Linked DNA regions of Mus musculus: region 2 is linked to region 1. A link is a contact called in ENCODE POLR2A ChIA-PET data. All regions are on one chromosome and are shown on one strand. Each heading gives the region's core, a stretch centred on a gene start or an enhancer-like site at or near the end of the contact. The rest is flanking DNA. Distances are from core to core; before and after follow the strand shown. Region 1 holds the start of 4930456A14Rik (a long non-coding RNA gene). Region 2 holds the start of Sgf29 (SAGA complex associated factor 29).

Evidence for each region. ChIA-PET counts read pairs that join two places held with the same protein, here RNA polymerase II (POLR2A).
Region 2: POLR2A ChIA-PET joins it to region 1 with 10 read pairs in embryonic stem cell. The contact joins the promoter of Sgf29 here to the promoter of 4930456A14Rik in region 1. POLR2A ChIA-PET finds 5 or more read pairs at or near these places in 3 of 5 experiments (Patski and embryonic stem cell).

What each region holds. Positions count from the first base shown.
Region 1 is chr7:126,501,166-126,504,571 of GRCm38, reverse strand. It overlaps 4930456A14Rik (a long non-coding RNA gene), which reads right to left and starts at 2,138. Exons shown (of 3, transcript XR_869939.3): 1 at 1,973-2,138. Atxn2l (ataxin 2-like) reads left to right here and starts at 1,135. Exons shown (of 22, transcript NM_001361487.1): 1 at 1,135-1,672; 2 at 3,114-3,150; 3 at 3,260-3,316; 4 at 3,398-3,406. The coding sequence starts at 1,380.
Region 2 is chr7:126,647,794-126,651,160 of GRCm38, reverse strand. Sgf29 (SAGA complex associated factor 29) reads right to left here and starts at 1,852. Exons shown (of 10, transcript NM_029339.3): 1 at 1,684-1,852.

The DNA of each region.
Region 1 (3,406 bases), core at 889-3,388:
CACTCAGAAGGCAGACAGATCTCTGTGAGTTTTAAGACCACCATGGTATACACAAGGAGTTAAAAGCCAGCTACAGCTATAGAGTGAGGATTTCAGGCTCCAATCAAGCTCCATTTTTTCGTATGTCCTGTCAGATCCATTTCGTCTGTATAGAAATCCATTTTCCTGCCCTCTGTGTTTTACCAAGTACCTTTGCTCAAATTATATAAATCTTCCACTAGCTTGAGCTTTGAGTGGCTTAGTTACCCAAAGCATGGACTTTTCCATCAACTTTTCCTTTTGAAACAGGGTCTGCCCAGCTGACCTGATATTTATTATACAATGCAGGATAGCCTCAAACTTTTGATCCTCCTACCTTCCCTTCCTAGTACTGGAATTAAAGTTCTGAAGCACCATAGCTGCCCTAATTTTGAATGAGGGCTGCCTTAATAGGCAAGCACTATACCACGGTTTTCTAACCGTGTCTTGCTATGCAGCTGGATTCTGTAATATACTCTTAGTCAGTCTGGCTTTCAGACGGCTTGTATTGCTACTGTTCAGGGGGTCGCTCTCCCTGAAAGAATCACTGAATTTCAATTTAGAATTGGGCACATTTGTTGGGATGCACATATGCTCAGAATAGTCATTCTGACGCTCATTAATATTTTAAAGCAGTTAAGATGGAGAGCAGCACCTTTAAAAACCCACCTGCCTTAAGTTACCTGTACTAGGTTTTTCCAGTCCTAGGGATTTTTTTTTTTCTCTTGCTCCCGAGACTCCGCCCACCGGTCACCCAGTGGCGGAAGAACCTCACGCTACGACGTGACACCTCACACCACCGCGGAGACTTTCTGACGTTACGCTGGCGGCGTGGGAGGGGCGGGTCCGCCGGCACTTCCCCTTCCCGGCTTTGGCCCCGCCCACCCTCGTTGTGAAGCAACCGCGGCCGCCAGCATTTAAGGTGGCTCAGAACCTAGAGGTGCGCTAAGCGCCTGCGCGGCTCCTTTTCCGCCCCAGGGGCTAGGCCGGTCGGAGCCACGGCTCGAGCCTCTCCTCTGTTCCGGAACTAACCGCCTGGCGGCGCTCCCCGCGCCCCTCCCCCGCCGGCGCTTCCGCCCGCGCTCCTCCCTCTCCTTCTCCAGCGACGCGCACGCGCGCCAGGCCGGCTCGCGCCCTCTCGCTGTCCACCGGCCCGCGAGATCCCCCCTCCCCTTCCGCCTCGCGGCGCTTCCTCGCGCCGCCGTCTTCTCGATCCACCCCTGACACCGCGGGGCTCCCCCCGCCCGCCAACGGCGGGTCCCCTGCTTGGCGATCTCTTTCGCTTCCCGCGCTCTCCAGCAGGGGCCCGGCCCCAGGCCCTCTTTCCCTTCCCTCTTATTTCTCTTCCGGACGCTGCCATCATGTTGAAGCCTCAGCCGCCACAACAGACCTCCCAACCCCAGCAGCCGCCCCCCACGCAACAGGCCGTGGCTCGCCGGTCTCCCGGCGGGACCAGCCCTCCCAACGGCGGCCTCCCGGGACCGCTGACCGCCACCGCGGCTCCCCCGGGGCCTCCCGCAGCGGTCTCTCCGTGCCTGGGGCCTGCAGCCGCTGCCGGCAGCGGACTTCGCCGCGGAGCCGAAAGCATCTTAGCGGCGTCAGCGCCGCCGCAGCATCAAGAAAGGCCAGGGGCAGTGGCTATCGGCAGCGTCAGGTGAGGACGGGGCTTCCTGGCTAGGGAGAGCCCGGGAGGCAGCGCCCCGGCTTGGAGCTGTTGAGGGGGCTCTTGGGGGCCCAGGACCCCGTGAAGGAGGGGGTGGACCCTCGTGCCAACAGGTCGGAGAGAAAGCTCTCCGGGAGGTCTCCAGGAGCCTGGGGGCAGCGCTCGGCTCTCTGGGCCTAGTCACCTCTTGGGGGTCTGGGCCCTGAGGGGAGGCGGGGCGCATCCCGCCAGCTCCGTCGGCAAAGGGTGTTGGGGGGGTTGAGGAGGTGATGGGGTCCCTAGCTCCATTACCACGAAGGATCTCGCGGTCCCCGGCTTCAGCCAATGGGGAGTCAGCTGCATGAAGGGGTCCCCGACTGTAGCCAATGGGGGGGGGGCGCGCGGCCCACAGTTTGGCCAATGGGGAGGGAGGGACTTGGGAGCGGATTGTTCCCTCCTCTTCCCGGTGTAGCCAGTGAGAGGGGGACGGGGTGGGCGGGGGCGCGGAAGCAGCGGCTACTGGGAAGACTGCGGGCTGGGAAGCTCCTGCGCGCGCGCTCCCCGGGCGTACGTGCGCGCGGATGCTGTCTTATGACTCGGGCATTGGCTTGCCCCGGTAACACGTAGAGCAGAGGCGGAGGAGGGAGGGGTTATTTGGAGGGTTTAGGGGCGTTTGGTGTCGGTGAGTGGGGAGTGGGTGCCCTCGGTTTTTCTCGGTGTGTCAATGCGATAGAAAGAGGCACTGGACGCAGGCGCAGTGGCTTCTGTTCTAGAGCGGGTGGTGGAGCGCGATGGGCTGTAGTGCGCAGGCGCAGACCGGGCGAGGCATCCCGGTGGATGGTTTTTGCGGCTGCGCGGTCCCCCAGCCCAGCCAACGGCCCCCTCCTCGCCCTCCTCAACTGCCGGTTACATCAGCCGTCGAGGAGCTGTGTTACCTGGCGTTTGGGGATCCCTTCAGAGTGGGTAACAGGCTGAATGAAAATAATGAGGGCGAAAGGGTGGGGTGTGGAGAATATACTTCTCCTGGGATTTGGAATCCAAGGCTCCTGAAAGCTTTTTTTCCTTTGGGAGGTAATGTGTCTAAGCTCAGAGGTGCTGCGTTTGGGATGCCCGGGCTTTCGCCTTCACAGCTGAAGTGTGCTGTTGGTTTAATACTATAGCAGTGGTTTATCGGAAGAGTGAAGGACTGTCCCTTAGAGGAAGTCAGGTTGTATTGCACTGACTGTTAGGAACATTTGACAGCTATTGTTTATTGAATATTTTGTTGACTTTTTTAAAATCTTGAATTCGGAGAAAATGTTTTAGCAGTTAATGCCTACTTTCTTCTTTAATGTGAGAACTTGAAAAGTCTTGCTTGTTAATCAGTCTATAGCCTAAATCAGCAAGTTGACCTGGTACATTGGTCTAGGGTTCACTACTAATTAAAACTATTTCTCTCTTTCTTTTTTAATAGGGGACAGACCACCGGAAAGGGACCCCCACAGTCACCCGTGAGTGCCTTCTTTTCCTCCTGTAAAGACACTCGGAAGACAGACAGTGTGGGACAATCTGAGAAGAGAGTATTCACCTGCTGCCCTTTACTTTTTTCTCGTGTGACAGGTGTTTGAAGGTGTCTATAACAATTCCAGGATGCTGCATTTCCTGACAGCTGTAGTGGTAAGTAACAGCTTTAACCTGGGTGTCTGAGGAATATGCTGTTTCAGTTTCTTAAAATGACTAAATGGTTCACCTTGCTAGGGTTCTACT
Region 2 (3,367 bases), core at 603-3,102, 150 kb before region 1:
CCAGTCAATTAGTGACACTTTCCCAGAGCGTTCAGACCTGTGTAATAATTTACACATAACTCCCCTGTGATGGCCAGAGAGATTTATGGTACCAGGCAGTCAACCCTTCAGGGCCTTCTTATCTTTGCCCTGCAGGCAAGATAAGAATAAGATAATTGTGTTCCTGCTTTCTGCGTTTGTAAACTTGCTTATCTGTGGGACTGGGATGAAGAAGTGTTTTATTACTATACAATGGGAAAGAGAAACAACATGGGGAGAAAAACAATGACCTGGCCCAGCTATGGATTCTATAGATAATTAATTGTAAGAGTCACCGTTGCTATCTACCTTTATAACCCTTCCTTCCTTTAACTTTTTTAAAGACTTATTTATTTCGCTGTCACTGTCTTCATGCACACCAGAAGAGGGCATCAGATCCCATTACAGATGGTTGTGAGTCACCATGTGGTTGCTGGGAATTGAACTTAGGACCTCTGGAAGAGCAGTCAGTGCTCTTAACTGCTGAGCCATCTCTCCAGCCCCCTTCCTTCCTTTGGATCCCTCCACACCACATGGCATGCTGTTTGGCTTTAAGGCTGACATCCTTCTGCCTATTACTGCCTACTGCCTAGCAGTAATAAATAAAAGAAATCCATTTCATCTAAATTTGAATTGAGCCTAAGATTTGGTCTTTCCCTGTGGATTCTAACACCACAACATTATACTGATCTACAAGATGTAAATTTGAGGGCCAGTGAGATAGCTCAGCAGATTCAAGTGCTTGTGCCAAGCCTGATACCCCGAGTTCCATCCTAGAAGCCTACATGATGGAAGGAGAGAACTCCTGAAAGCTGTCAATTGACCTCCACAAAAGTGCCATGGAATGAACATGCCTGCCTTCACACACACCAAATATTTTTACAAGATAGAAACGAGAGCACCAAAATAAATTTTATTTTTATTTAAAGTGTGAAATAGACAATGTCCAAGGAGGGAACAGAAAGAAAGGCAAGATGAAGAAGGGTTTATGTATTTTGATGGTACAACCGTTAAAGATGAAGCAATGGAAGCAGGAGTTCTTTAGAGGAGAACCGAGGCAATGAAAGAGGATGCTACCAATCCTGTATCACTGAACTTCGGAATCCAGAAGTCAAGGTGGCTTTGTTAGAGCTGTTTCTGTGAAACAGCATGAGTCAAAGCCTCCCTAGAGAAAGCTGAACATTGACAGGTAGGGGAAGGTGCTGATGAGTAGACGCAGACGTCCTAGGATACATGTGTCAGCCAACACAAGAGTGAGCTGGAGAGTGGATGAAGTTACTGTTGTGAAAATGGACACCTTTAGAGCATGTGCAGTCTGTAATCTCAGCACTCGGGATTGGGGGAGGAGGACTGCGATCTCACGGCCAGGTTGGGCTACCAAAAACTAAGCTTTTGAGAAAGTAGTAAAATGTGCTGATGTCTGGGACTCACATCAGCTGCCGGCATCTAGACTAGCCAGCTCCAGCCGCTTCCCACCTCTTCAGAGAGGTAGGGCGCACGCGCAAGCCCCAGGGCGCCGGCTCCCACAGCCCCGCCCCCTTCCCGTCCAGGGCGCGTGCGCGTCTCCTCAGACGCCGCCTCGGCGAGCCGGGCGCCGGGCAGGAACGCTGGCCTTTCGTTCCCGCGCTGCTTGGAGGTACCTTGCCATGGCCCCGTCCCACCTACCGAGCACAGGAAGAAACAGCACGTCGCGCTGGTAACTGCGATGGCGGGAACAGGCGAATCCCTGGAACGTTTCCTCACAGGGTAGTCTCGCACTTGCGTTCGAAGGTTCGCGGCGCGTCAAGAACCACACACGCTGTTTCTCTTATGAGCGCGGTCGAGCGCGGAGGACTCCTCTGCGCATGCCGGGTACTTCTCTGTGACGTGCTGCATTGCACTCTGGGAAACGTAGTTCTTACTTCGACACCTGTGCTTTGATGTACTTAATCATGATTTAATAGATCAGAGTCAAAGGAACAGAAAAGCATGCGTGAAGCCTCGCTTCGCATGTGAAAGGTGATGGGAGCGGATCCTCTGCACCAGAAGAAAACAACAACAAAACCACATCAGATTGTTGGGGATGAGGAGGGAGGGCCCCAGGACGCAGATGAGAACTCTGTACTTTAAGCTGAAATTTGCCGTGAATTTAAAATGTATCTGAAAATATTTTTAAATTCCAAATAAGCAGTTTTAGGTTTAGTACTTGTATTTTACAGAATCTTCCCAGCAAATAAAAGATTTGGACATGCAAACATTTAGCTACATCTTTGGATACCTACCCTGTGGATGCCTGCCCAGTTAGTGCAGTGGTAGGACACTTGCTTAGCATGGTCCCGGGCTCAGTCCCTAGGGACTGCTCCCACCCTAACTATCCTAATATTTCGTACATAACACCTAAAAAAATCAATATGGTTTGGTGGTTAAGAGCAAGTACTGCTCAATCGTGAAGACCAGAATTAGAATGCCAGCACTTGGGTCAGCTGGCTCAGACTGCCTGTAACTCCAGCTCCAAGGGATCTAATGCCCTCTTTTGGCCTCTGAGGGCACTGCACAGGTGCACATACACATATACATACGCCTGGACATAGAATAAAAATATTTTTGAAAATCTTTTAAAGTTTATAATTACATATTGTTATTCTCTGATAGAATTACAAATGCTATAAGGTCAAGATCATTAGACATTCCCAGTACATAGCACTGTGCCTGGCATACAACAAGCTATCAGATATTTTTCTATTAGGAAACCTTACATTTTAACACTGAAACTATTTTAGCCCCTAGACTAGCAAAGAAATTAATGTATATATATATATATATATATATATATATATATATATATATATATATATATATATGTGTGTGTGTGTGTGTGTGTGTGTGTATACATATATATATATATGTGTGTGTGTGTGTGTGTGTGTGTGTGTGTATGTATATGAATGAGTCTGGGGAGATGCCGAGCAATCAAAAACATGTACTGCTTTTGCAAAGAGCCCGTGTTCAGTTCCCAGTGCCTACAGTAGTGGCTTATAACGATCTGCAATTCCAGCCCCAAGGGTACTGATGTGCTGTCCTCTGGCACCTGCACTCACGTGCACATACCCACACGGAGACACATACTTTTTACAGTTTGAAAAAATAATTTTCTTTCATTGAATCTGTATGTCTAGTCAGTTGTCCTGGTTAATTTTAACAACTTGACAGGGCCTAGAGCCACTGGACAATGCAGTCTTCACTGAGGAATTTCCCAGACAGACCTAGCTATAGGGAATTGTCTAATGGATTATATAGGATTATAGGAGTGCACTACCACGTTACCATGTTAATTCATACAGAAGGCCCAGCCACTGTAGGTAGCACCGTT